Linked DNA regions of Homo sapiens: region 2 is linked to region 1. A link is an interaction called in ENCODE POLR2A ChIA-PET data of the cell type or tissue named here. Cell type or tissue: endothelial cell of umbilical vein. All regions are shown on one strand. Each heading gives the region's core, and the rest is flanking DNA. Links, peaks and the distances in the headings are about the cores only.

Region 1 (15,458 bases), core at 7,455-9,954:
CATCACAAGGACAGAGGACTTTCTGTATCCGGGTTCTTGCCTTGGTGCACCGGAAGAACTGGATCACATGGGGGCTTGGATAATGAGTGGAAAGTTTTACTGAGTAGAAGTAGTTCTCAGCCATTGAGGAAGCCAGAAGGAAGATGGCCTTCCCCTAGAGTTGGGCCACCCGCTGCCCGGCTCTCCTCTGACTGCCCCGGACCAACTCTCCCTCATTCCGCAGGTCGCGGGTCGATGGCATCGATCCATGTGCGGGAGTCTATCGATGTGCTCTTCCGCAGACATGCTCTCTAATGACCAGACACATAACCACTCGTGTCTTCTTCTGCCGATGTGTTTCCCAACACGTCCAGCCGCTTGTGTCTCTTTCCTTACTAGGGTCTCGAATTTTTATAGGCCCAGGTTGGGGGTGTGGTGGGCCAAGGTGGTCTTGGAAAATGCAACATTTGGGCAGGAAGGCAGGAGTGCCTGTCCTCGCCTAGGTCCGTGGGGGTAGAGCCCTAGCCAGGGACCACGCCCTCCTCTACCCAGCACTTCCCTTCCCCTCTTCCGTATCATTTAAAGGCATCACGCTCTTCCCTTCCCAGCACTCCTTATCAATAATACGCAAGATTTTAAAGATGCAGTGCAAAATAAGAAAAACATCTGGAAGGTCTGGAACCCTAATACCAGTCTGCGTTGTCTTTCTTAAAGACTGAAATTGTACAACATTTATTTTCATTTAACAAACACTTATCACTTGTATTTGTCAGCCTTTGTTCAAAGATGCTGTACGAATATTAACATGTCAAATATTATGTAGATCATTCTATTGCTTTTTAATTTATTTATTTATTTATTTTGAGACAGAGTCTTACTCGGTCGCCCAGGCCGGAGTGCAGTGGCGCGATCTCGGCTCATTGCAAGCTCCGCCTCCCAGGTTCAAACGATCTCCTACCTCAACCTCCCAAGTAGCACCTGCCACCTCACCCAGCTAATTTTTGTATTTTTAGTAGAGACGGGGTTTCACCATGTTGCCCAGGATGGCCTCGAACTCCTGGCCTTAGGTGATCTGCCTGCCTCGGCCTCCCAAAGTGCTGGGATTCCATGCGTGAGCCAGTGCACTGGGCCAAGCATTCTATTTCTCATTTATGGTGCGTCTATTTGCCACCACTGCTTCGACTGAGGATAGCTTGGCACAAGATGTGAAGCTTGTTTTGAAGGCCTGAGCAGAGATTTTTTTTTGCACAGTGGAGTCCAGTATTTTGCCAAAGGCACAGAAGAAGGTACGGAAGATGAAAAACTTTTCCCCAGCCTGGGCAACACAGTGAGACCCCCATCTCTACAAAAATTTGCAAATTAAAAAAATTAGCTGGGTGTGGTGGCATGTGCCTGTAGTCCTAGCTACTTGGAGGCTGAGGGGGGAGGATCACTTGAGCTCAGGACTTTGAGGCTGCAGTGAGCTATGATCACACCACTGCACTCCAGCCTGGATGACAGTGTGAGACCCTGTCTCTAGAAAACATGGAAGGAAGGAAAGAAGAAACGAAGGAAGGAAAAACTGTTCCTTTACCCTCTTAAGTTCAGTGTTTTGGGGGCTGCAAAAGAAAAGACAGGCTTCTGTTCATTATGTATGGGAGTTCTCAGGAAAATATGCCTCAAGGGGGCACTTACAATTTGGGGCTTATGTGCCATCTGAACAAGAGAAGGGGAGGAGGAGAAGGGCACTTAAGGAAAAATAAATTACTTTTAAGAAAGATCATGGGCCTTTAGGAGAATAGATGGGAGATGATAGTTTTGTGACAATGCCTGTTTAGGTGTGCTGTGGGCTTCTCTTTGGTATTAGAGTCAACTTTCTCTGGTTGCAGAAAAATCTGTGGGAAGGGATTTATGACAATTGAGTTTTGGGAGGAGGTTCTGCTTTGGGGCAGATAAGGAGTTTAGAAATAAGCCTCTTATCAAATGCCTTCAGCTCAAAATCATTTTTATGCCACAGTGGCATATTCTAGAGGAACCTGGGCCAAGGAAGACCACCCTTGGCCTTACTCCTGGAGTCATTCCGGCTCTGGCCTAGCCTTGGGGGTGGAACTCTGCCCTGGTGTGGACAAGAATGGACCCTCTCAGGCCCCAGCATATTCTCAGAGGTCCAGTCACACCGACCTGGAAGTGTCAGAGATGTACTTAATTCTAGGTTTGCACTGAGGCCAGGTAGAAACCGCAGTACCTGGAGCATTTCTTTGTGTTTTGGGGTTTTAATAGACTTGGCCAGGAACCAAGTCCAAGCCCTTTCAACATCACAGAATGTTTTTTAATCTTCCCTAGTCCACCGGAGTGGAAAACTCACATAGTTCTCATCATTCACAAACACTTAAAGGGTGTTTACTAGGTACTAGATGGTATATGCTACTATTATCAGCCTCATTTTGTAAGTGGAGGAGACAAAGAAAGGTTAAGAGGGTTTTCCAAGTTCACATGGATGGTAAGCAGCACAGTCAATATTTGTTGACTGTGAGGCCGAGGCAGGTGGATCGTTCGAGGTCAGGAGTTTGAGACCAGCCTGGCCAACATGGTAAAACCCCGCCTCTACTAAAAGTACAAAAATAAGCTGGGTGGTGGTGGCGCATGTCTGTAATCTCAGCTACTCAGAAGGCTGAGGCAAGAGAATCGCTTGAGTCTGGGAGGTGGAGGTTGCAGTGAGCTGAGATGCACCACTGCACTCCAGCCTGGGCAACAGAGTGAGACCCTGACTCCCAAAAAAAAAAAAATTGACAAATTAGCAACCGGGCACAGTGGCTCAGGCCTGTAATCCCAGAGCTTTGGGAAGCCAAAGCAGGAGGATCACTTGAGGTCAGGAGTACCAGCCTGGACAACACAGTGAGACCTCATCTCTAAAACAAAACAAAAAAATTTAAAAATAAGAAAATTAGCAGGGTGTAGTGGTGGGCGCCTGTAGTTGCAGCTACTACGGAGGCTGAGGCAGGAGGCTCCCTTGAGCCTAGGAGTTCAAGATTGCAGTGAGCTATGATTGCACCACTGCACTGCAGCTTGAATGACACAGCAAGACCCTATCTCTAAAACAAATTTAAAAATTGTTTAAAAAAAAACTTTTTAAATTGACAGATTAGAATCTGATCAGTTTCTTTCCAGAGCTACTTGAACATCTCAGGAGATTCTGCTAAGGATGGAAAAGGAAGGAGTTTTAATTTCAAAGTTTCATTCCATGTCTTGTCAAACCAAGTCTAGATTTGCCATTTAGAACTGCATTCTCTGATCCTGTGTTTTAAGAGAGGTTTCTCCATGTAGATGAAACCAGGAGCTGCATCCTTCCTCGGATTGGTAGGTGTTCCATGGGCTTTATCTGTGCGGCGTAATGACAGCACACAAACGCCAGGGGGCAATGCAGTTTCACCGAAGAATCCTAGGAAACTCGGGTCTGGCTTTGACTAAGAACATTGGCAGGATCCTGGGGCAAAGGTGGAAATCCTTACTAAAAAGAGTTCCGCCAAGGAAAAAATATGTTTAAAAATCCTTTCTTTGAAAGCTTCCTGCATTGTCATCAAAATTGCCCTTCAGTATTTGTGCACAGCTGGAAGTTTTGTGATATTATTTGCAAAAGATTTACTTTTCGTTTTTTCTCAATGCGGCTGCCTAGTCTTTCCTGGAAGGTTTCCTGGGTCTTTCTGCGTAGGAAGGATTATTCTAACCAGCTCTCGGGTAGCCTGGATCACATTGTTAGGACTCTGTTGCGTCCTCTGCCTGACCGCGGGGCTCTCTTCCCCCGGTGCCCATTCAGCGCTTCCAGCTGCCTCTGCGGTTGGAGCCGGGCTCCCTTTAAGGTAATTCCAGTCTGGGCCTGTGTTTTGTTTCCAGCTCGGCAGCCGCCAGGTGTCTGCCCTCCCTTAACCTCCAAGGATGAGAGATCAAAGGTGCCCCTACATCTGCCTCCTGCCCAGCTCTTTAATCTGTTACATGTTCAAAAGGGACAAATGCAGTATTGTGCACTCAGGGAGGGAGGACAAATCAGAGAAGTGGAAATGGGCAGAGCCTCAGAATGTGTTAACTTACATAAATGATACGGAATATGCCTGTCGACATATTAGCCCTGCCACTGTAGAGGTGTTTTCTTCTTAAAAGAGCAAGAATATTATGCAGAAATGGAAATCCTCTTTTCTCCCTTTGGAAGCCTACTAAACCCATTTAATGAAATATCGTACACAGACCCATTTGGAGGTCACTATTAGAAATATAACGAGGTAAAACAAAATATTTTTTAAATTTATGAAATGGAAATTACAAGGGCACTTGTAGAGACCTGAGCTTATTTTATATGTGGCAAAAATGATAAACTAATCTTTAAGCAGAGCAGATATATTTTAAGAAAGACTATTCCCAGCGGAGCATGTATTTTCCATATCCGTAGAGCTAAGTAGGGGAATGCATTTTAAAACAGTAGGAATTCAGATTAGGTATTAAGAAAATAATACTGAGAGCAATGGTTATGGAAGGTACAGAATTTTCCTAACAGCACTAAGGAAGCAGCAATTATTTCTTCCATTTTTAGAGGAAGGGGTTGGGGGGAGGGGGAAGAGCTCCTGATCTAGTAACAAATTGTTTCTAAACTTAAATTTAGAAACATTTTAAACAGTTTGAGCATCCACGATTTTCTTTAGACTTTTAGGAGAGCTCCCTAATTTCCAACTAAAGACATAAATGTGAACAGGCACTAATTACTTTTTTCTCTATGCATTCCTGCGCCCACACACCCAGAGGCTCTCTTGTGCTTCCTCTTCCCCAGCGGTTACAAAAAGGAACTCCAGCAACTTCAGTTGTGCTTAGCTGCCGTCACAGACAATAGCATAGTAGGACCAGTGGCCTCATATTAAGTCACAGTCTTTCCCAGTTACAATGGCTGAGAACCCAGATTTTCACAAGGTGCAAAGAAAAGAATATTGACATGGTTATTAAAAGCTATGGTGAGAAGGGAGTCTTTATCAGCTGCTTCAAATATTTCATTCACCTTCTTAACAAATATTTATTCTGCACTTACTATGTCCAGACATGGTGCTGAACTCGGGGAATTCACTGGTGATCAAAAGCAGTCTTACCCTTTGTTCTCATGGAGTTTACCATCTAGGGGTAGAGACTAGCGTCAATCAAATAATCACAGAGATAACTGCGCTGAAAGAAAGAGACAGTTCTTGTGGGAGGATCTATTGTAACAAAGGGACTAATCTAGAGGCTCAGGGAGAACTTCCCTGAGAAAATCCTCATTAGCTAAGAGTCAAAGGATCAAGAAGGGTGAGGGATGGCACGTGCTAATTCTGCATTCAATATTAGTAGAACTGAAAGGGTGATGTGGCTGGAGTACCAAGAGCTAAGGGACAGGGCACATGTGTAGTCAGAAAATGTATGCACAGCTGACTATGTCTGTCATCTGTTGCTACATACCTTATTACCCCAATGTGGAGCAGCTGAAAAACAATCATTATATTATACCTTATGATTTTGAATCAGGAATTTAGGCAGGGTTCAGCTGGGCAATTCTTCTGTTCCACATTCAGCTAGAAGTTGGTGTATTAGTCAGAGTTCTCCAGAGAAGTAGTATATCCGTGTGTGTGTGTGTGTGTGGGTGTGTGTGTGTGTGTGTGTGTGTGTGTGTGTGTATACTGACCCATAATTATGGAGGCTGAGAAGTCCCAAGATCTGCAGTCAGCAAGCAAGCTTGAAACCCAGGAGAGCCAATGGTATAGTTCCAATCTGGGTCCAAAGACCTGAGAACATGGAGAACAATTGTGTAAGTTCCAGTTCAAGTCGAAGTCCAAAGGGAAGAGAAGACTGATGTCCCAGCAGAGACAGAGAATTCTCTCTTACTTTGTCTTTTTGTTCTATTCAGGACTTCAACTCATTGGACAAGACCCACCCACCTTAGGAAGGGAAGTCTGCTGTACTCAATGAACTGATCCAAATGTTAATCTCATCCAGAAACACCTTCACACACACTCGAAATAATGTTTGTTCAAATCTCTGGGCACCTCATGGCCCAGTCAAGTTGACACACAAACTAACCATCACAGTTGGGCTGGTCTTGAGAGTCCAAGACAGCATTATTCACATGCCTGGCACCTTCATTTCAATGGCTGGGAGTGTGGGCTCCTGATCAGTAGCAATATGGTAACTGTTGACTAGAGCACCTGTAATTGGCACCTCCAGCCTTGCGGCTTCAAGACTCCTTACATGTCAGTTCAGGGCTTCCAGAGACAGTTCCTATACAAGAGATAGGAAATCTTAAGGTCTTAAGGTCTGAGCCCAGATACTGGCAGAGCATCTTTTCCTTCATATTCTTGGTGACGGCCAAAGCAGTCCACAAGCCCACTCAGACCAAAGGGAATAACGAAGATGCCACTTCTCAATAGGAAGAGTTTCAAATAATCTGTGGTCATCGTTAGTCATCCATGCTTCAGCCTCTGGACACAAATTATTCACATCTTCTGTAAGGCAAAATATACTCACCCCTTCTAAAGACTTCAAAAACCTTATCTCAAGCTCAAGTTTGAGATTCAGGTTCTTTTTTTTTTTAGGGGGAGTCTTGCTCTCCTTGCCCAGGCTGAAGTACAATGGCATGATCTCGGCTCACTACAACCTCCACCTCCCAGATTCAAGCATTTCTCCTTCCTCAGCCTCCCAAGTAGCTGGGATTACAGGCATGCACCACCACACCCGGCTAATTTTGTATTTTTAGTAGAGACGGGGTTTCACCATGTTGGTCAGGCTGATCTCGAACTCCTGACCTCAGAATATCCACCCATCTTGGCCTCCCAAAGTGCTGGGATTACAGGCGTGAGCCACGGCACCCAGCCGAGATTCAGGTTCTTACCATCTAAATAAGGTTCAGTTGCTGATGGGGCCCATTTGATGCTGTTGTCTTATACAATTTCTCTCAATATGAAGACCTCTCAATATGAAAAAGGTATTTGCCTCATATATGTCCAACGTATACTGATAATACAGGGATGGGATAAGTGCTTGGGATATTCCCACTCAAAGAGTGGATAAACAGCTATACGCCAGGCATTACCATAGCAAGTCTGAAATCCACATGCTGCCAGTTCCTTGGCTGGAGGGCCGAGTCCTGCTCTCTGGAATGATTCTCTGCGGCTCTTGGATCCACCCTCCAGACTCTTGTTGCACCTTCTGAGTTGTCCCCTTTCCATAAGAAATAGCACTTTCAGCTGAATAATCTTCTCAGCTTATGTCTCACCCATAAAAGTCTGGGGGCTCTAAGGACTCTTTGCACTTTACCTCTGCCTGCTTTGTCCAAGCTGATTATGTGTCCACTAATACACTTCTCTCATAATCTTTGTGGGCATCCTTTGAATCTTACTGGGTTTCTTTCTGTTAAATGAAACACATACCTACAATTCTCTTCAAGATAGTCCCTTTTTTGGTCTGGGCTCAGAGTTGGGTGCTGTGGGACAATACCCTTAGGATTCTTAAAAGCCTTTTTGTCTATTTTGGAAACTCTATGAGGTACATCCTTAAATATTTCTACAGTCATTAAAAGGTATTTTACAGCCACCCCCTAGGAGTGTTAAAACAATTTTTGTTTTGTTTTGTTTTGTTTTTACTCAACACATTCTAGCTCTTTATTGTCTCCAAATTTTGTTTGAAAACTGAACAGTTCTTTTTTGACTCATCTTTCTCTACCTGCACCTTTTACTGTGTGTAGCTTTAAAAAAAATTTTTTTTTTAAATTTTTAAATGGCACTTTAAGCATTCTGCCTAGAAGTTTTCTTACTAAAATCCGTGGGTTCCTTGGGTATATTTTCTATTTTCCACATTACTACAAGTGATAATGTTAGCAAATTCTCTGCCACTACATTAATAGAGTTACCTTTTCTCCAGGCTCCAGTGACAATTTTCAGTCCTCCCAGCCTTCACCAGCAGTCTTCTCAAGACCTTACAGCTGGCCGGGAGCAGTGGCTAACTCCTGTAATCCTAGCACTTTGGGAGGCCAAGATGAGCGGATTGCCTGAGCTCAGGAGTTCGAGACCAGCCTGAGCAACATGGTGAAACCCCATCTCTGCTAAAATACAAAAAAAAAAATCATCCAGGCATGGTGGCAGGCGCCTGTAATCCCAGCTACGTGGGAGGCTGAGGCATGAGAATTGCTTGAACCCAGGAGGCGGAGGTTGCAGTGAGCCAAGGCCGTGCCACTGCACTCCAGCCTGGGCAACAAAGTGAAACTCTGTCTCAAAAAAAAAAAAAAAAAAAAAAAGACCTTACAGCTTCTTCCCTCTGCCTAAACTTGACACTTAGGCTCAGCTGATGTTTATGAGTGTCTGCATGTGGCCTTTCCATCAGGACCGTCTCAGGACTTGTAACCTGCTGTCTCAGGCTTCCCGGAGGGAGTGGTCCATGACACCAGAGGGGAAGCTGCCTGTTTCATGAGATCTGGGCAGACAGCATCATTTCCTCTGTATTCTAATGGTCAAAGCAGCCACAGAGCTTACCCAGATTCAAGGAGAGGAGACATAGCCTCCACCTGTCTGTGGGAGGAGTGTGGAAGAATTTGTGGCCATTTTTATTCACCTATAAGTGACATCATAGAGGGTTTTGCAGTCATGTTAAGGCTTTTTGTCTTAAGAATTTCACTGGGCACTCTGGTACATGCCGATAATCTCAGCTACTTGGAAGTCTGAGGCAGGAGGATCACTTGAGCACAGCAGTTTGAGACCAGCCTAAGAAACATAGTGAAACTTCATCTAAAAAATAAATGAATAAAATAAGAGTTGGAAGGCTGTCACATGATCTTTTGAAAAAGTCTCTCCACCTGCAGCATGGGAATAACTTAGAAAAAGGATATTAAAGGCTGAAGTTCTTTTTTAGTTCCTCTTTCTCTATTGTGCCTTATCATACAGTTTCCTGTGAACATTGCTGTCATAATTTGGCCCAGGGTGATGACAGTTGAGACAAGAGAACTGCAGATTATTGAGGTATTTGAATATAAAGTTAGTTAACTAATATTTCTTGAAGTCCATTTAGGGCGTAATTTTGTCTCCAAGTAGCCAATAAACTTACTTGTCAGATACCTTGCCAATATTGGAACCCTAAAACACCTAAATATTTACTGCAAGTTATATGTATTCACTCTGCACATAGATTTTGACTAACTCCCTATAAAGAACAGCCTCTGAGTAGAAATAGACAGTGGTCAATATAATGAAATCTCAGTACTCAGCTCAATAACATCCATAATTGAAATAACGTATTTGAAGTACATTTGCTGGGATTGATAAGATCCTCCTTGAGGATACTCGGGAATGATCACCTTTTCATTCAGTAAATATTTTTTGTGTGTTTGCTCTATGCTACAAATTTCTGGGCAGAGGAGTTACAGCAGCAAACAAAACAGACCAGGTTCCTGCTCTCCTTCTGATTATATTCTAATGAGGAGGACAGAGGTAAACAAGGACGCAGATGTGAAATCAATGAGATAACTGCAAACAGTGAAAAGTGCTATTTTTAAAAAATAAAAGAAAGCCAGTTGTGGTGACAGGTACCTGTAGTCCCTGCTACTTGGGAGTCTGAGGCTGGAGGATTGCTTGAAATCAGAAGTTCAAGGCCAGGCTGGCCAACAAAGTGAGACCCCCACCCCCAATCCTTTTAAAAAATAAAAATTAAGTAAACAAATAAATAAATAAGAGCAATGGGATAGAGTTATTTCTGGCCTGCTCTAAATATAGTAATCAAGGAAGACTCTCTGAGGAAGTTATATTTGAAGTCAAATGTGAACAAAAGAAAAGAGCTGGTTATAGGAAGATTGGGCAGTTTAGGGCAGCAGGCAAGAGGGAGCGAGCCGCAAGTACACCAGCCAAGGGCAGAAAGGAAATAGCATTGCAAAGCACAGAAAGAAACCATGTGGCTAATGGGTCCGGAATAAGGGGAAAAGTCATGTGAGATGAAGTAGAAGAAATAGGGAAATAGGCCGGGCGCGGTGGCTCATGCGTGTAATCCCAGCACTTTGGGAGGCCGAGGCAGGCGGATCATGAGGTCAAGAGATCAAGACCATCCTGGCCAACATGGTGAAACCCTGTCTCTACTAAAAATACGAAACTTAGCTGGGTGTGGTCAGGCGTGCCTGTAGTCCCAGCTACTCGGGACGCTGAGGTAGGAGAATCGCTTGAAGCTGGGAGGCGGAGGTTGCAGTGAGCCGAGATTGCACCACTGCACTCCAGCCTGGGCGACAGAGGGAGATTCTGTCTCAAAAAATAAGAAAAAAAAAAAAAGATATTGAGCTGAGAGAAAAACAGTTGAGTTTGTTTTTTGTTGTTGTTTTCAATTGTATTTTCAAACACTTCTGCAGACTATGAAAAAGAAACCGGGGGTGGGGGCGGCGGGGGGTGGTAGCATCCGTGTGTGTGTGTGTGTGTGTGTGTGTGTGTGTGTGTGTGTATAAATGTATGTGTTACGGCTTACCCTGAATTCCAGGCAATGTCAATGTCAGCCACACACCAGATAATGTCTATTGTGTGTCCTGGAAGTCAGCAGTGCTATGTGTAGCTTTTTAATATCAACATCAATCCCTTCTTAAATATTCAAAATTTTTAAAAACATTTACATTTTAAGATAAATGATCTTTCCCACTCGTTGTACAATTTTGTGTATCATGTTAATATAAGGTATCTAACTAGATATAGCTAATTCTAAATTTTCACTGTAACATAGTTACTTCCCAATATAAAGGCCTACCTTACTATACAGAATAATTTGACTTGGGGTTTAAAAATATAAGAGAAGTCTATTTGGAGCTAGTGAATCACACGTTTTTCTTAAAACAATGTTGATAATTACAGATCTAATTTTTGTTTGTATTTGAGCTTACCTTGTTTCCCCAACTCAGTAAATGATGATTGGGCTCTCCTTCACTGCCACCCCTGTCTTCCCTGATGATTTGTTTAAATTTTCTTGTTTTCTTGCATGAACTCTGTTTCTACATACTGATCAGAGCACATTGTTGTCTTTTCAGTTGAATGACATTTGCTGACACCATGATTATACTCAAAAATGAATATGGCTGAAAAACTTGATATTCTGATGTATATAAGAATTCTACTCTGAAAAGATGAGGTCATTGCTTAATAAGTCAATTACTTGTACCTGACCTTGCGTTTTGGTTTAGTTGCCTGACCAAAAGAATGTCAAATCCATTTATATTGTGATTATACTAGTTGATTGTCAATGACTGTTATCTCTAAGGTGATGTATGTATAGTTTATTTTTGCAATGAAAGGCTTCACAGGTTTTGAAATAACTGGCAAAAAATAATAGCAAATCCTAAGTTTACTTCCATTTGTCTTGTTCAATTAAATGATTACCCCCTTTATGAAGATCTCAGGAAGTATTCTGAAGTTCAAGGTCTTCCCTGGGCCTGACACAAGGAAGCATCAGTTATGGCAGTGGTGCCCTAAAGCGGGTTCATACCAGCTTGCAAGAGCCAGACGTTACAGTTTCAGACATTTTGGAAGCCCATTATTACAAATTAAATTGTGTAACTTACAATTAGATAAATTATATCAAAAACAAAAGTTATAAACATTTAAAACTCATCATTTCCTAGTCATGTTTCTATCCATGCTCTTGAGGTTACATTCTACCATACCCGTATGGTGGAAATACTACATGCTGGTGTGATCACTGCACATCTCTGCCCAACTTTATGTACAGTGACAAATATGCCATGGTATGGGTACTGACATAGTATTGAAGCTGAAAGAGGCTTATTTAATAAAAATAACTTATATCACATAAAAGATATAATAATAGTAAGTTTGTTGGGAAAAGGGCAAACTGAGATGCAACTGAATGAATGATTGTCTGATCATGGTTGAACTGCTGGCTACAGATACAAGAGTTTGGCCAAGATGAACAAAAGAATTCCATGGGAGCCGGGCGCGGTGGCTCAAGCCTGTAATCCCAGCACTTTGGGAGGCCGAGGCGGGCGGATCACGAGGTCAGGAGATCGAGACCATCCTGGCTAACACGGTGAAACCCCGTCTCTACTAAAAATACAAAAAAAATTAGCCGGGTGCGGTGGCGGGCGCCTGTAGTACCAGCTATTCGGGAGGCTGAGGCAGGAGAATGGCGTGAACCCGGGAGGCGGAGCTTGCAGTGAGCCGAGATCGCGCCACTGCACTCCAGCCTGGGCAACAGAGCAAGACTCCGTCTCAAAAAAAAAAAAAAAAAGAATTCCATGGGAACCAATTCACTATATGGAATTTGCCATAAAGAATACTGTATATTTCATTGTTACTTATAGACTGTGTGCCACATATCTTTCGTATCAGCAAAATTTATAATAAACATATGGACATGTATATGCATACTTCCTCCCCTATAGTGTTTCTTACTCAACGTTGGACCAGACACCATTGGTTATGCAGGAAAGATGAAATTCAATAGGAAACAAACTTAAAAGCAGCTTTTCCAGAAAGTCATAAGGAAGAGCAATGTGAACATAATCTGTTAAAAATCAGTGTATGTTCATACAGATACCAATTTGATTTACCAGTATTGAAAAGAATTTTGTTTGCAAACTCCTCCAGTTTGAAAGAGAACCAGGACTTCAACCGAATGAAACTGCAGACATTTTTGTTCAGCCTAAATGATCATGACTATTGCGTAAGATTAGATAATATTATTTATTTTTAACTATGACTTATAAAAAGTGCTCTTTAAATCAAATGATTGTTATCAGGTCTAATTTATCTTAGTTTGGTATTTTCACCTTTAAATTCACCGAAAAGCCAAATGTGGTGGCTCACGCCTGTAATCCCAGCACTTTGGGAGGCTGAGGCGGGCGGATCACAAGGTCAGGAGATCGAGACCATCCTGACTAATACAGTGAAACCATGTTTCTACTAAAAATACAAAAAATTAGCCGGGCGTGCTGGCGGGCGCCTGTAGTCCCAGCCACTCGGGAGGCTGAGGCAGGAGAATGGCGTCCACCCAGGAGGCAGAGGTTGCAGTGAGCCGAGATCCAAGATCCGAGATTGCGCCACTGCACTCCAGCCTGGGTGACAGAGCGAGACTCTGTCTCAAAAAAAAAAAAAATTCACTGCAAAGGTGCATAAATATCAGTCAAGGGTACTGACTTGCTTCATGAACAACTTGACTTGCTCAGATAACCCGTTCACTCTCTGACTTGAGGGAGCTGAAATCTAAACCCATCAGACCAAGAAAAGGGCTCTGGCCCAACCACCCCAGAGAAGAAAGTTACCAGATCACACCATGGTTTTTAACCACCTGTTACATGTTTCAACAGAAACTCTGTCCTAACATGCATCAGATGATCTCTAGATACAGTATCAAAGAGGAAGTGCTGGTCCCTAGCATCCTATTGTGTGAACTTTTATTGATCCATAATCTGGTATAATTTATACACAGAAATAGTCACTCAGGCAGACTTGGCCTTTGTCCCATCCAAAAACATGTTTGATCCCATTTTTAGTGAAAAATTTCCCCAAATGGTTTTAGTGGGGGAAAAGAAGACATCCATGAGACCTAGTTAAGACTAAAAATTATTTTATTTTTGAAGTTGATATTTGTTTAGTTACGTTCTTGCAATGCCAGCAGAAAAAGAAAAATCCAAATCTGAAGCATGCGTGTGTTATGAGAAGCCTGGAAAAGGCGATTTGGGTCCATTATATAACTGCCACTTTTTGTTTTTATTCAAGGTGTCATAAAACTGAGTTCTGCAGTTGAAGGTATGTTTTTACAACCACAAAATCAATAATGTTTTGCTTAAAGGTTGCATAGCGTGGCTTGTAGCTAAAAAGCTTCTGTGGCAGTGGTGTTTGACGCCATGTGCGAATTGCCAGCTATTGCCATTGCATCTGTGTTTCTCCTTGTTCTGGTCATTTTATGCTGCAAAGCTCTCAGCCCTCCTCAAGTGGCATTTGCACTGACCTGAGAGGGCAGCACCAACATGTCTGTTTCTGTCTCCTGATGTGACTGCCTCGGAGCCGGTGCTCGTCAGCGAGCCTGGGCTCTTCTGTGGCCTTATTTGAGGCTGGACATAGTCTTGTCAGGAACCTTTGCCCTGGATCTTTCAGCAGAGCCTGGTCTAGAGCGTCCTTTATCCCAACAGAGCAGACATGTTTGCCCAGGAAGTATGTGAGCAAGAAGAGTCATTTAAGCTTCTTCCTGATGAGACAATGAGATGGTTAAGGCATTTGCCGGTCTCATTGCGGGTTCCTCCTGGGCAGTGTGACCCACCACTATGAGGCATAGTGAAGACCAAGTTCCTTTACTGTTGTCCGTGTCAGTGAGTGGCAGTTCCCTTCAGTCATACGTTCAAAAAGCCGAGAAGAAAAGGAAGAAGAATTTAAGGAAAGTACAAAAGAGACGTCCAAGCAAAGTGTTTTGCTGAGTAACCCCAAGAATATTAAAATGACTTCATTTTCTGAAATGATTTATTGGTATAAAATTGATCTCCTTAGCCCCATAGGAGTTTCACAAATCAAAAGTAGAGAATGTGTCATTTTCTTCTTTTGTGAGTTTCTGTGTTTGTTTTGGGGGGGTGTGTGTTCTCGTTTATTGGGAGTTTGTCGGCCATGCTTTGGAGGTTTCTTCATCCTCACTTAATCAGGGGAGGCTGCATGGAAGAGGTAGTGGGCTTTCGGGTGAGTTTTCAACTTAAAGGGAGATGTGGCTGGCTTGGTGAATGGGCAATGCATGGAGGTGGGGAGTGGGAAATTGCAGTGGGGGTTGGAGTGGTGAGGCCGTTCAGGGGGCTGGAGTTTCAAGGTTGGGAGGTGGGAGAGTAGTAGGTCAGTTATGTACCCATGGGACTGGCAAATCCAAAGTAAGGGTGCTTTATCCCTTTGGCGGATTTAGTACCATTACATTTTACAAAACCAAGTTGAAAAGGCAGTATTTGTGGCATTCGTGGCAGAAAGTATGATGCTACTCTAAACTCAGCAAAAGGTGCAGGCAGCGGTGTTTCAGAGTGGAGAGAAAAAGACCTTCTCACCTCGAGGAGAAAGTGCATGTTGCAGGCCTGTGGTAGGCCAAGCAGAAATTCAAGTTCGCTTTGCGCATCAAAGTGGAATTTTACTGAAGGACAATCCAAGTTCCTCCCTGCCTAAAACGATATAAGAGACACAGAAACAAAATCAAGCAGCACCATGAGAATGACCTTGGCTGCAGAAACTCCCAGTAGCAATTTGAGCACTGAGTTTCAGTTAATTATCTGTTGAATTACAGATAACAGTTGGTTCACTCTGGGCCGTTTTGATGTTTTATCAAGGAATGGCTTTGAAGTCATAGTTTTACATTGCCTGCTTGGTTTGAGTGCAGTATTCCACTTGCCAACAAAAGGATACAGTGACAAAATACAATTTTCATTTTAAAAGTCAGAAAGTCAAGAGAGCATTAAGTAATTTTAAAACTATTGTTTTGCTAGAGGTTATTAGTGGGTG
Region 2 (15,458 bases), core at 4,344-6,843, 130 kb before region 1:
CCCCTCTTCATTCCCTTTTTAGCCCTCCATAGAGGTAAGAATTCTGTTTCTTATGAATCTTTTCAGAAATGTTCTAAGCATATATTATATATACCCATGTCTAAACTTTCTTTATACATACTGTTCTACAATTTGCTCTTTTCACTTGAAATTAGGTCTTAAACATTGTTTTATATAAATGCTTGTGGGTTAACCACACTCTTTTTAACAATGGCAAAGTATTCCATTATATTCCTGTACTATAATTTATACAACCACTTCCCTAGTTGAATGGGTAATATTCTTTATGCAAAGGAATGGAAGACAAAAAGGCCTAGTTATAACAAAAAGAGATATTCATAACATATCAGCATGGTCATGGGAGTACAGGCCTTGGACAAGAGTGCAGGAATTAGCTAAAAGTGTAAAAGTAACTTCAATAAACATGAAGGCTTGGCATCTCAAAGCACTTAATCACTTAAAGAAAATGAAAATGAAGCAAAAAGCAAGATATAAAGTAAAATATGTTCCCACCCACCAAAATAGGAAAGTATAATCATAAAACCTGCTGTTCCAATTCCCTGCTGGGAAGACTGGGTTCTGAGACTATGCCACTCGGGGTTGAGTATAAGCAATCTACCATGGGAAGAACAATCTAGGGGCCATTTTAAAATTAGGTGGATTTTTTTTTAACTTACAGCAGTGGTAATATTTGATCAACAGTTAGAATTTTCCAGCTTCTCTTCCTTTTTGAATATTTTGAGATGGACTTCACTATTCAGATAACAGGTTAAGATCCTCATTGTCATTTCTCTTTCCTTGGCTGTCTTAAAGAAAACAATCATCTCAGGTAGAGGAGTATTAGCGGGAGGGAGGAATGATCCTTGGGGAAAAATTTATAGGTGTTTTGTTTTGTTTTGAATTAGGTAAATCCATTAACTGCCTGCACTCCGCAGCCCTCACTCCCCAACACTTTCCCTGAGTTTATTTAAGTGGTTGCCCATAGCAACCACCTACACTTTAAGTAGCTGAGCTGAGTATTGCGGGGAGACAGCTTGGCAAGCCTCTGTCTAGCTTCCATGATCATTCACTGTGCCCCGGAGGTAACAATGTAAAATTCAAATGATAATTTTAAAATATTAACAATGTTTTTGTGTTTCCTGTATTTAAAAAAAAAAAAAAGGCACTACGTTTTTTAAGTGACATGGTACAACAGGGTCTGCTGGTCACCCTCAATACCACTGGAAATGGAATAATTTCAGGAATGAGAGGAACGCTATGAAGAAACCCCCGCAGAAGGGACAGCACGCCTTAGCCACACTCCTCTTCTTCCCTCTCCCTTTCTGGTAGCACCCATGCCTGTAGGGTCCCAGTCCTGCTGACTTAGAGGCAGCCTGAAATAATAAGAGAAGGCAGAACAGTGTACAAATCTGGACTTTACAAATTTGCAGCCTTATGTGAGTGACTTCTCTGGTTGTGGCTTTTTCTTTTTCATTTTTAAAATGGGTCTATTGCCGGACACAGTGGCTCACGCCTGTAATCTCTTTAGGAAGCCAAGGCTGGTGGATCACGAGGTCAGGAGTTCAAGACCAGCCTGGCCAAGTTGGTGAAAACCCCCCGTCTGTACTAAAAATACAAAAATTAGCCAGGTGTGGTAGCAGGTGCCTGTAATCCCAACTACTGGGGAGGCTGAGGCAGGAGACTCGCTTGAACCTGGGAGGTGGAGTTTGCAGTGAGCCGAGATTGCACCACTGCACTCCAGCCTGGGCAACAAAGCAAGACTCCATCTCAAAAGAGAAAGAAAGAAAAAAAAAAGTCTATTGAGGCCATTAAGTGAGATCAGAATGTTAAAATTTTTAAATTAAAAATGGTTCTAATTATCTATTATTAAATAAATATTGTGAGAGTTAACTGAGCAACTTATGTTAAGCACCTCACCTGGAATGCCCTATACAGTAAGCATATACTTAGCATCTCCTGTGTGCAAGCTACAAATGTTACTCAAAAATACATAAGTAAATAAATAAACAACCTTAGAGGGAATAGACAACGATAAAACCATAGAAACAGATACGCTCAGAGACCAGGGTACTCAACCACCCTCCATGTGCCAAGTCCCATGAGGCTCTTCCTCAGGGAACTGGAATCCTACTTTCCTCTCCAAGTCAATCCCCCAGGGTCGGCCCTGGACTGTGTTTTTTTCCTACATTGTAGCTGCCTGTAGCCTTTGATCCCTGTAGGTCCATCTCTGTCCCTGTCCCTGTCCCTAAAAGGAAGGTACTTCCTTCCCTCATTGACCCCAAAGGGCTCACTGGCTGACCATGAAGCAACCTGCTCCACCAAGCTGCCTCCAGCTTTGTCCTCTGACTATGGATCTGTGTGGCTGCTTTTGTGTCTCTGTCCTTTATTCGTCTCTCACTGACTCCTCTCCTCTGTTGGAAGCGTTTCACTGGCAAGTTGAATGATTAACCTCGGGTTTGGTTACACTAAGTGTTTTACCTATTCTAAACTAATGTGTTTGCCTGTGTTTACAGGAATTCAATGACTGGGGATATTAGTCCATTTTCATGCTGCTAATAAAGACACACCCAAGACTGGGTAATTTATAAAGAAAAAGAGGTTTAATGGACTCACAGTTCCATGTGGCTGGGGAGGCCTCACAATCATGGCAGAAGGCAAGAGCGGCAATGAGAGCCAAGCGATAGGGGTTTCCCCTTATAAAACCATCAGATCTCTTGAGACTTATTCACAATGACAAGAACAGTATGGGGGAACCTGCCCTCATGATTCAATTATCTTCTACCAGGTCTCTCCCTCAACACGTGGAAATTATGGGAGCTACTATTCAAGATGAGATTTGGGTGGGGACACAGCAAAACCATATCACTGGGGAAGCAGGACTTACAGTATCCCAGATTGTTTTCCCTAGTACATTATGATACACTGAGTCCTTTTCTCATTTGATCAATTTGGGCAAAACACACTCTTCCAACACTATGTGTAGTGACCCACCTGACCCCTCCCTCCCGCTTTAAAACTGTTCAGAAGCTTCTGTTTTCATGCTCACCAGCCTTTAACAGTACAAAGCTTTCTTTCTTTTGTTATTATTCATATTTTTCATCCTTTGACCTACATCTGGTAGTATTCTCAGGCTGCTATAACAAAATACCATAGACTGGGTGACTTAACAAAAGTTTATTTTCTAGAGGCTGGAAGTTTGAGATGAGGGTGCCGATATGGTCAGGTTCTGCTGAGGGCCCTTTTCCTGGCTAGCAGATAGGGCCACCTCCTCACTGTCTTGACGTGGCAGACAGAGAGAGAGCTCTTGAGTGTTCTTCTTCTTTTTTTTTTTTTTTCCTGAGACAGTCTTGCTGTGTTGCCAGGCTGGAGTGCAGTGGCGCGATCCCGGCTCACTGCAACCTCTGCCTCCCGGGTTAAAGCAATTCCCCTGCCTCCTGAGTAGCTGGGACTACAGGTGTGCACCACCACGCCCAGCTAATTTTTTGTATTTTAGTAGAGTCAAGGTTTCACCATGTTAGCCAGGATGGTCTCGATCTCCTGACCTCGTGATCCACCTGCCTCAGCCTCCCAATGTGCTGGGATTACAGGCAGGAGCCACCGTGCCTGGCCTCCAGTGTCTCTTCTTATAAGAACACTATTCCCATCATGAAGTTCTCACCCTTGTGATCACATCTAAACCTAATTGCCTCCCAAAGGCCCCATCTCCAGATACCATCACACTGGGCATTAGGGCCTCAACATATGAATCAGGAGGAAAACAATTCAGTCCATAGCATCTGATACTATTTTCTATCTTTGAGTATAATAGCTCATGGAAGGGTCGTGATGCACCTCAGCCATGAAGAAGAAACTATGAGTAAATGCATTTTAAGTGATTAAAATATGAATTCTGAGCATTATTTTTACCAGCAATGTGCCTGCTGCTGGAATTTGCTTTGATAGCATGGTGAGGATCCGACAGTTTCCATCTCCTGCTGACTTCAGCTCTTAGCTCAGTGGCTAAGCGGCTGTTACTGACAGGTCTAGAGCATATTCGTGGATCGAGCTCACCTTACGTGTCTGCTTCCTCCTGGGCTGTCACTCAGCGCATGTTCCCTCTCTTTAGGGCCTCTTAAGAGAACACACTACCTGAATCCTACCAATGGAATGTTACAATTATTAGAAACATTTTTCATATACAGTACTCATGAAATCATTAAGTTTTCATGTAGTTTTTACAATTGTAAAAGTTTGTCATTTGTATCTCATTTGATTATTAAACAGCCCCTTTGTATACCGGAGAATCTGTTGCATTAATGACAGGTCATGGGCAGAACCAAAAGCCCAGGACTTCACACTCCACAACCAGAATGTTTTCCATAGTATTAAATGCCAGTGAGAAATGAGAAGAGAAGAGTTGTTCCCTCCAAATCTTCACTATGGAAGATTTCCCAGGACAATCTTGAGTCTACAGTTCTGAGTGCTTTGCCTGTCTTAATCACAAATTAATTTCTCTCTCTCTATGTCTGCATTAGAACCCAGAACAGAGATACAGAAGGGCGATATCAGTAATCAATGCTGGTGATAATGTTTGCTTGGGGCTGCTGGGGAAACCTGGCTACTAATTGGCAATAACTCAGTGGGCGATGTTGGTCCTTAACTCCTTAATCGTATTAGCCCTTTGACCATCGGATAGCATCTCTTTAAGACTGGCCCAATCCTGCGGCTCTGCTCATTCCACCTGCTCATTCCTCCCAGCACTGCCAGATGTCCAACGAGATCATACAATACAAGGATAACAAATTTTTTTGTGGGTTTTGGTTGGTATATATGAGGAGAACCTTTGTGTTTTATTTGGATAATTTGTATTCAACAAGCCCTGGAACCCTAAGAAAATAGGTGATGTGCCTATCTATCTATCTCCCGGTCTAGCTACCTGGGAGGCTGAGGTGGGAGGATCGCATGGGCCCAGGAGTTGGGAGTCCAGCCTGGACAACATAGTGAGACCCTCATCTCTAAAAATAAACAAACAAATAAATAATACAAGTAAATTTAAAAATAGAAAACAGGCCAGGCGCGGTGACTCATGCCTGTAATCCCAGCACTTTGGGAGGCCAAGGTGGGCAGATCACGAGGTCAAGAGATCGAGACCATCCTGGCCAACATGGTGAAACCCCGTCTCTACTAAAAATACAAAAATTAGCTGGGCGTGGTGGTGGGCGCCTGTAGTCCCAGCTACTCAGGAGGCTGAGGCAGGAGAATCGCTTGAACCCAGGGGGCGGAGGTTGCAGTGAGCCAAGATCATGCCACTGCACTCCAGCCTGGCAACAGAGAGAGACCCTGTCTCAAAAAAAAGAAAAGAGAAAAGAAAACAGATGAGGACAAGGGAGAAAATATATTTTTAAATAAGTGTTTAGCTTAGTTTCCAATAAGAAAATCTCTGTGTCTGTTTCAAGGAATTTGGGGGTTTCTTCCTGGCTTTTCATGACATCCATCTCCCCTGTCACTTAGGACACTCAGTGGGTGTCTCTGTGATCCTCTGGATCCTGGCTAGAATGAGTTATATATGTCCACGGAGTCTTACACTCATGCCAATTTGGAAGTAAGTGAGTAACTCACAAGGGAAATTGGCTTCAGTTACATTCTCCCTGACCAATAAATAAGTATTCATTGGATCGTTTGCATCTCTAAGATATTCCATATTCTTCAGGATGCTGACTCCATCACACAGGAATGAATGCCTAAGGCTTCGCAGTGGGAGATAAGTGGGAGAGAAGCTGCTTTGCAGAAGTCAGGCGTGGTGCGAGAGGAAACCAGTGACGCACTTTTTCTCCTCCATATGTTATCAGATTAGCCAGATCCTATGTGCTGAGAACTGGCAGAGCTTCCTCCGCTGCTGAATAGATTGAGCAGTAACTCCCAGCCACACAGCCACCTTGATAATTAGGTGACATTTCTGCCAACTTCTGCAATCTGCCCTCTAGGGGGGCAGTGGGCCAAGTCACACCTTTGTGGCTACGTATGGTCCCACATGAATGACTCAATCCCATTGTTTTATGTCAGCCTTTCCTGTCCCACACAAAAGCCCCGAGTGTGAGAAGCTCTCTTTATACATAGAGGAACCTTCCACCTTCAGCCCCATGGTCAGTGCTGACTGACAGCATCCTGGGTGGGTTCTCCACGGGACCCTTTCCAGGTGCCATTCCCCATTGCTATAGTCAAGTTCAACAAGGTAGTAAGAGCAAGACTTTGACACGGAGAGTTTTGAAGTCAGAAATAAATGAATCCATGCCTATAATTGAGATGGGCTTTGAACATGTATCACAATAATGCACACTGTCAGCTGCACTGAGTCTCTTCTGTATATGTTCTGTCCTAGCTAACAAGTTTCCTGCCTCATCACTGACCTCCAAGCTGTCACCTTCCATGCTGCCACAGTTAGAGAAGGGTTAAAGGAAGTTGTGCAGCCAAACAGGAGAGTCTGAGGGCAGGTGGAACTAAGAGACAACTGGGACCTAGCCAGCCAGGCCCTTCTTGACAAAGGAGAAGGGAGGAGACGTGCAGAGTTAGGAATGAAGCATTTAAGTATATGTGGTGTCCTCGTTCATTCATGGGTTCATTTGTTCAGCTGGTACTTAACCTTGCTGTGTACCAGGCACTGTGCTGGACACTGGGGATACCACAGTGAACAAAACAGGCAGTAGCCCCTGCCCTTACAGAGCTTGCATCCTAGTAGGGAAGACAAAAACCAGCAAGACAGATAAGTGACATAAAGAGCAAGGAAGACTAGGATAACGGCTAAGAAGGAAAAAGTTAAGCAGGAGGAGGTGCTGTTCAGAGAAAGTGATTACGAAAGGCCACACTCACAAGGGGATAGTGTCAGGGGGTCGCAGAGTGGGGCATGCAGCTGTGCAAGGGGAAAGTGAGTCAGACAGAAAGCAGCAAGTCCTGGAGGTGTGCCTGGTGTGCAGGAGGCCATGCAGGAGAGCAGGGGTGGCCACAGCAGAGAGCGCAAAGAGAGAGCTAGGCTCAAGAAGGCAGGAGGGAAGGGAGCCAGACAGCATGGGCCACGGGGAGCACTTCGAGTTGTACTCTAAGTGACATGGGACTCTAACAGCCTTGGGTGGAGGACCAGCACTTTAAGGGGATAAATCTGGCTGCTCTATCAAGAAGAAATTGGAAGGGGGAAGAATGGAAGTCAATACTTTGGGTTGTACTCTGAGTGACACGGGGACTCTGACAGCCTTGGGTGGAGGAGCAGCACTTCAAAGGAATAAATCTGGCTGCTCTATCGAGAAGAAATTGGAGGGAGGCAAGGATGGAAGTCAGGGAAAGCCACACAGCCCTCCGGGACAGTGAGAGTGAGAACAGGGTGGGGCAGTGGACAGGTATGTGCCCATCCTGAGGGCAGGGCTGGCAGGGTGCATTCACGGATCAGACATGGGCTGTGGAAGAAAACAGAGCTGGCCATTGGATCACATGGATGACTCTGGAGAGGCCATATGGAACCGTGGTGTGCTGAAACAGTCCTTCTCAGAGAGAGAGGGCAAGCAATTCATCTGCTAATTCCTCCTGGTCTCCTGCCTTTCATTGGTCGAGTCGTATTCCATGGGATATTAACAGCGCCGCACTTGTGAGCTGTGATACTTACTGAGGGCCTTGAGACTCCTAGTGAAAAAGCCTCCACAGGCCCAGCGGCTCAATGGGGTTGGGCAAACCCGTCCCTGAGGGAGGTCGAGACACCAGCAGTGCCGCAGGTGGAGGAAGAAGCACGGTGGCCAGGCTTCACAGATGGCAGCAGCATGAGCCATCCTGAGGCTGCTCTGTCCAGGAAGCAGGGCCAGAGTCCAAGGCTGAGGGGTCAGGCAGGACCAACAGGATCTGGAAGGTACATGCACAAGCCCCAGTACATTATTCCAGCAGTTCAGCTAACACAGGCTCAATCTGGGCTGACACAGGTGCCCAAAGAAGCTGGCCTGTATGGTGAGGTGTGGCCGCAGATGGTGGTGCCACACATTGTCAGGTTAGTGGGACCATCCCATTCCTTCTGGTCTGCAGTGGAGGCCAAGACAGCAAATGGAATTGCAGAGCTCAAGGTCCAAACTCCATGCAGAAGGGGTTGAGAGAAGGGAAGTAAGAGGTCAAAGTTTCCATCAAAGAGATCAGTATGACGCCAAGGCAGATGTCCCATCATAATATCTTTTTTTTTTTGAGATGGAGTCTCGCTGGAGTGCAGTGGTATGATCTTGGCTCACTGCTGCAATCTCTACCTCCTGGGTTCAAGCAGTTCTCCTGCCCCAGCCTCCCAAGTAGGTGGGATTACAGGCCATGCACCACCATGCCTGGCTAATTTTTGTGTTTTTAGTAGAGACAGGGTTTCACCATGTTGGCCAGGCTGGTCTTGAACTCCAGGCCTCAAGTGATCCATCTACCTCAGCCTCCCAAAGTGATGGGATTACAGGTGTGAGCCATCGTGCCCAGCCCCATCATAATATCTTAAGTACCCACAGCTGGAGTTAGGGAAGAGGGCTGCTGCCCTGCAGGCCCGTGAGTACACAGGGCCAGCTGGTTACAGGGCTGGGGCATAGGGCTTCTGCAGTGCGATGATACCAGGTTAGATGTGGCCTGGGGTAGGGCTCTAGCCAGCCAGCTATAGTGGGGTGGGGGGTGGTCCCCAGTGTGGACGTGGGAGCAGACAGGGATTAACACATTACTTTGCTGTTAAAAAATGATGAATTGCCCATTTGCCTTTTTTTAATTTTATTTTTTAAATGCAGAATCTCGCTCTGTTGCTTAGGCTGGAGTGCAGTGGCACAATCATAGCTCACTGCAGCCTCAACCTCCTGAGCTCAGGCAATCCTCCTGCCTCAGCCTCCCGAGTAGGTGAGACCACAGGCGTGTACCACCACACCCAGCTTCATTTGCTTATTTCAATTGTGCTTCATTTCAGTAGATTACATTCAGTATTACTGAAATTGTTATACTCTCTAGGAAAATACATTTTAATTCACATAAAATACATGACTGTGTATAATGCCATGTATTGCATAATGATTATCATTGACTCCTAAGTAAATATTGTGTTTTTGTCTGAATAAGATTTCTATCAATCCATCTCTTTCCCTGTCTAACACACACACACATGCGTGCACACACACACACACACGCACATGTGCACATCACCTTCCTTCAATAAATGGCATCATACAGTGCAGACTAAGCTTTGACAGCTCTGGACTCAAGCCAACTTTTGGATCCATTGTTCTTATAAGCCACTTTGAGCTTTCTGACACCATTGTAGTAACAACTGTATATGAAATTACAAGAGAAAAAAATGCTGGTTTTCACAGCCTTCCCATCTGCGCTGATTTCTAGTGAGTACTGCTACGCTATATTAAGCCAATTTTGATTAGTAATTATCATCATGCCTTGCAAAGTTCCTAGAAGATAAGGTGCTTGTCAAGTGTATTATTACAATGCCTGTGCCTACTTTTCTGAGGGATATCATTTTTCATATCCTGAGGAGCTGCCACATATTCCCCCACCGTTCCCCAGAAACATCATCATAGTTGACAGGTCTTTATTGCCGCAGCCCAAAAGCCATGTCCATGGTGTACCATCTAGGTGAACCTGCACTAATTGATTCTGTCATTTCTGAGAGGCAGAAACCACATCTGCGGGAGCCTGGTTGGTTCTTTTGTTTTAATGAAGCGAAAGTAGCCTCCATGTTTGTCTGTGCCTGTCTGCAAAGTGACAGTGATTTATCTCATGCTGAAAGCAAGTTCAGGGGCCTCCTAGAGAAGCACATAAATCTACCAACCCCCTTGTGACAGATGCTGAAGCCCTGCCAAACCCCTCACAATGACTCCTGCAAAGGAAACCTTCCCCACTGCCTGCCGCCACAAATGCACTATCCACTTCCCTACAAGCCATGAGTCCTTCCCTTTTCCCCAACTTCTTTCGTGGATATATCCAATTTAAAAGGAAATGCAGGCAAATACTCTTCCTTGAGTTAAATCTGATGTCTGTTTCCTGCTTTCCTCTAATCAACTAGATAATGAAAATCATGACCTAATCCAACTTATTCATTTTAAAGATTAAAGAAACAAAGACTGGCCAGGCACAATGCCTGATGCTTGTAATCCTAGCACTTGGGAGGCCAAGGCAGGAGGATCACTTGAGCCCGGGATTTTGAGACAAGCCTGGGCAACATAGCAAGACCCCATCTCTACACACAATTTTAAAAATTAGCCGGTCATGGTGATGCACACCTGTGGACCCAGCTACTCAGGAGGCTAAGGCAGGAGGATTGCTTGAGCCCAGGAGTTCGAGGCTACAGTGAGCTATCATCATGCCACTGTACTCCAACCTGGGTGACACAGTAAGATCCTGTCTCAAAAAAAAAAAAGAAAAAAAAAGTAAAAGAAGCAAAGACTTAGGAAGATTTTGAAACTGTCCAAACAAAGAAGAGCCAAGTTCCACCATTCACTGGGCATCTGCTTGTCTACCAACTGAACAAAGAGAAAGAAGGTCATTCTAAAATTTTTTTTGGAGACTGAGAATTTTACAATTTTCCACTGATTCTAACATACCATCTGGGGGCTAATAGGCATCTCCTCAAACTAAAAGTCAGCTACTGTACCTAGTTGATATTTGAAAGCCATGAAGAACTTACCAACATTTGCCCACAGTTAGGCTAAAAGAATTTTCTTTGACTCTGAAATAATCTATGTATCAGAGCTACTGCTTATGATATTTCCTAAAACATAGCTTCTGACCATTAAAAATATCATTGCTAGTTATCTTAGCATGGTGCCTAAATTCAGATATTTCCTTTTTATTGTTGTTTCATATCTGTTACCTCCTTGATATTTCTCATTAACTCTTGGGTCCTCATCACTCTTAACCTCACTCATGTCCTCCCAAATGCCACAGCCGAGGGATATTTCTGCAAGCTCATCTTTTTTGACATTTCCTTAATATTTTACACTGTTGACCACTATCTTCTAGGAACTTTCCTGTTGACTTAAGTGATGCCCCTCTCTCTTTGCTCTCTTCCTAAAAATCAGACATTTTCTCAGTGTCTTTTGGGGGTCCCCTTCCTTCATTGTCCCTTTAAATATTGATACACCCTATGGTCCTGCCTTGATCACTGCCTCTTCTTATCCAATATAGTCTCTTTAGACAATCTCATCCACCCTTGCAGATTCATCTATTATCTGCTTGACTTTAACCCCCAAACTTACCTCTTCGGCCCCGGCCTTCCGTCTGAGCTCCACATCTCTGAGAAGTTTCCAGCTTTTTCTGGATGGCTCCCTGGCACCTCTGTGTTGAAACTTATCACAAGGGGGCTTTTCATGCTCAGACTCTTACTTGTTCTTTCCTCTCTGTTTGTTGCCATTCTTCCCACAGCCTCTATTGCAGTAGGTTATTAAAGTCTGTTAATTATATCTTCTAAACATTTCTCTAGTAAATTATCCGAAAGGCCCTCATTACGAGACATATTGCACTGTGTCAGAACTGTTCGTCTACATGTGTCTCTCCCCTGCTAGACTCACAGCGAGGGCTCAATCAAGGACTAGCACCATAATATCCATCTGTTTCTTCTGTGATATACTAGCACTGTAGGTGCTGGCACAGAGTACGTGCTAAATTAATTGTGCGAATGAATCGATAAATGTATAAATGATCTGTCACATTAGAAGAATGTTTGAAAATGAAACAATTAGCTGTAATATCACCACAGAACAGGAATGGTTTTGTTGTGGCTGTTGTTTGTTTTCAGCATGTGTTTTCACTGTTTTGTTCATAGCACACATATTTTTAGGTGGCTGTAACAATAATGGACATGTAGTTTTGTGTTCTACCCTTTTTTCACTTAAACATTGATTCATAACTATTTCTCTGTGTATTTACAGGTGCTTTGTAGCTCTCCTTTATAATGGCTACATTATATGGCAAAAGTAGCTCTAGAATGATAGTGATAGGATTGCCAAGCCCGACCCTGTAAGGATTACATCTGATTCACAAAGCTGAGTGCCAGAGGAGCCTGCCAACGTGTAATGACCTTGAAAAGCTACTTAACCCAAAGAGCAAATTTTCCCATTTGCCAGATGAACCTAATCATAGTTGTTTGTAATCCTCAGAAAAAAAGGTGTTGTAGAAGTAGAAATTATTTTTAGTATCTCACAGGTTTGAAATGTTTGTGGGATAGAAACAACTCACTCTCCATGGTCTCTTCCTTTGAAGGCAGGGCAGGTTAGTGAAAATTGACCTTTCCCAAGCAGTGAGGATTGAAAGGATTAAGCAGGGGGGAATGAGGCAAAAACATCTAGCTTATTCTGTTGTTTTGGAGTCACCTATCTTCATCTTTTAAAAGTTTCCTCCCTATCTTTCTGCCATATTATCATCTTTTCCCGATACGATCAAATTTTAGCACTGGAAGGAAACTGAGGAATTATAACTAGTCCAACTCTCATGTTTCAGATGAAGAAAGACTTTGGAAAAAGCACAGATGCTTGTATACCCCTCTTCTTAGGGAAAAGAGGATGGAGAAGTGTGGATGCTTTTACAGGGGTAGTAAATTCTTCTTAGGGGAATCCAATGAGCTTGAAGAACATGCAGTGGCCTGAGACAAAGTCTATTGGACCCACAGAGCAGGCAATGGTTTGTGACAGAAGTCAGTCCAGGCGTGTTGACAGATTTAAGTCTTTCTTCCTGTGATATAAGTCCAGTTAATAAAGACTTGGGAAAGAACCAAAGGGAATTGTTTTTTTGACAAGTCCAGACTTTAGGCAGGTGAGGGCACTTCAGAGAACTTCATCCTGTGTTTTGCAAGAGACAGAGGATAAGAGCTTGGGGCGGGGGGTCAGAGAGACCTTGAGAGCCTTCTTCAGTTCGACATATCAAAGTGCCATATTTTGGGGTATCGGTTTCTGAGCACCAACAGAGTCAAAAGGAAGCCCACATTTTGCATAGTTTTCTGGTAATATTTTAGAAGGAATGAATACCGGTAAGAACGAGGTAAAACTGCCAAGAGGATCATGCAGCCTCCATTGTACTCATGGTAATACTACTTTCGTATGACTCATCTTAGTTAAATAATACAAACCACAGTGAAGTCACGAGGAAATTCATATTAATAGAAGTTCATTTTCCACTAGTTTACCTTTTTTTTTTTTTTTTTTTTTTTTTTTTTTTTGAGATGGAGTTTCGCTTTGTCACCCAGGCCAGAGTGCAGTGGTGCAATCTTGGCTCACTGCAACTTCCGCCTCCCAGATTCAAGCAATTCTCCTGCTTCAGCCTTGCAAGTAGCTGGGACTACAGGTGCCCACCACCACGCCTAGCTAAGTTTTGTATTTTAGTAGAGACGGGGTTTCACCATATCGGCCAGGCTGGTTTTGAACTCCTGATCTTGTGATCCGCCCGCCTCGGCCTCCCAAAGTGCTGGGATTACAGGTGTAAGCCACCACGCCTGGCCCCTCTCATTTACTTTAATGTGACCATATATCTATGCCCAAAAAATCTAAAGCCATTTCATGATGTTCCTATTTTGATTATCATGAGCATTTTTCCTAAACTTGTTTTTAGAAACCTAAGTTCTCTTGTAATACTCATTACTTCTGCTTGTTGCACAAATAACCACTGCTAATTCTCCCATGATGGGTTTCAAGATTCACCATTTGGTACTTATTCACTGCTTTCATCTAAGACAATGTAAAAATGCGAACAACACACTCCATGAAATCTCTATTAGGTTGTGGTTCCTCATTGAAGCACATTCATTTTCCACTGTTCTTTGACTTTGAGCTAGAAGCCAGAGTTCGTCATTAATACCAAGTTTCTGATAACTAGAGGAGACATTGTCCAAAAATTTATTGAGCTGAAATGTCTTGTTTTATACAACAGATGCACCACTTGAAAGCAATTTAAAAATAAACACTGCAGTCATTCACTCCTATTTTCCATTAACTTAGCTTATTTTTGAGGTACACTTAAAAGGCTTGGTCTTTGCTCAGTGAGGGCCCCATGTTCTCACCTGTGACTGCAGGTGATTGGTCAAATGCTGAGAGTTCCTTGTCAGAACCAAGGACTGCTGAAGTTGGAGAGTTCCATGCTGGCACGCACCATAGCTAGTCCAAACCCAAGACCACACATACCACTGATAGCCTTTTCCATGGATGACATCTTCTCTGCATTAGAAAGATATTATTCACTAAGCCCACATGTGCCTCTGTAATTTTTACTGGTTTATTCTCATTAAGTATTTTAACAGGTTTATTTCTATTTTCTGTAACTATTTTTGGTTTCCTAGTACTACATAGGGGCCTATCTAGTCATCATCATCGTCATCATAAAAACCAAATGGGAGCATTTGGTGCAAAATAATGCATTTGAATTATCTCAGCCTTTGACCTCTGTGGATGGGAGAATAATGCCCCCCAAAGATGTCTAAATCCCAATCCCTAGAACCTGTGAATTTGTTACCTTACATGACAAAATGGACTTTGCAGATGTGATTAAGTTCAGGATCTTGAGATGAAGAGATTATCCCAGTGAGATCAATGTCATCTGAGGGATCTTATAAAAGGGAGGCAGGAGGGTCTGGGTCAGGGGAGGAGATGACAGCAGAAGCAGAGTTGGAGAGAGAAGGAAGCATTGGAGGATGCTGCACCACTGGCTTTGAAGATGTAAGAAAGGGCCACAGCCAAGAAATATAGACTGCCTCTAGGAGGGAAAAAAGGCTGAAGGAAGCCAGCACACTTTACCCCAAAATATGACTGAACTACAGAAGTAGCCTCAAAGTCCTCAAGGTCTCTCTGACCTGCTCCCCTGCTCCCTTTCAATCCTCTGTTTCTCCTAAGGCATAGGGCGAAGCTTTTCTTCGGTATTCTCTTATCCACCTGGGAACCAGACCCCAAAGAGAACCACAGTTGCCTTCCACCTCCCATCCCTGTAAATCTCATTCGCTATCTCAGAAAAGAACACTGAGGATGCAAACCCACCTGGACAGACCTTTTCACAAGACAATACCTCCCAGGTTCATTCAAAATCCAAATTCCATTTACAAGTTAATTTCTGTCTTCTAGGCCCATTCATTCTCCCTAATGATCATTTACTGCCCCTCAAAAGAATGGTCTACATTCCCCCATGTCCCCCTCCCCTAGGCAGAAGGCTTTATAAGATCTGTACTCCACTGAGTTATTGAGTACTCATTCTCCTGCAATTCTCCCATGCTATGCACATTAGAATAAATGTTGCATGCCTTTTTTTCTATTAATCTGCTTTTTGTCAGCCAGTTTTTCAGTGAACCTTCAGAGGGCGAAGGGGATGTTTTCCTTGGGCCCCTACAAAGCAAAGGAACAGGCTGTCCCCTCCAGCATCCGTAAGCAACTCAGCCCTGCTGAGACCTTGACTGCAGCCCTTAAGACCCATTCCAGCCTTCCAGCCTCCAGAACTGTAAGATAATAACTCTGTGG

Evidence for each region. Peaks named below come from ENCODE experiments on the same cell type or tissue, not always from the same donor. Only the 100,000 strongest peaks of a DNase experiment are listed, where the experiment ranks them.
Region 2: POLR2A ChIA-PET joins it to region 1 with 11 read pairs; 2 of 35 experiments call an interaction of 5 or more read pairs at or near these places.

What each region holds. Positions count from the first base shown.
Region 1 is chr18:3,654,368-3,669,825 of GRCh38, reverse strand. All of the region lies in intron 7 of DLGAP1 (DLG associated protein 1), which reads left to right. DLGAP1-AS6 (DLGAP1 antisense RNA 6) reads right to left here. Exons shown (of 3, transcript NR_188002.1): 2 at 15,011-15,121; 3 at 13,544-14,317. Among named protein-coding and RNA genes, the nearest start is that of DLGAP1-AS6, 9.1 kb to the right of the region's middle. RefSeq lists a silencer at 3,763-4,057. In endothelial cell of umbilical vein, for the core only: no CTCF peak of the experiment used is centred there; no DNase peak of the experiment used is centred there.
Region 2 is chr18:3,785,203-3,800,660 of GRCh38, reverse strand. The region is part of intron 5 of DLGAP1 (DLG associated protein 1); the gene reads left to right. Among named protein-coding and RNA genes, the nearest start is that of DLGAP1-AS3, 85 kb to the left of the region's middle. In endothelial cell of umbilical vein, for the core only: no CTCF peak of the experiment used is centred there; a DNase peak (open chromatin) is centred at 5,840; H3K27ac peaks cover 2,253 bases.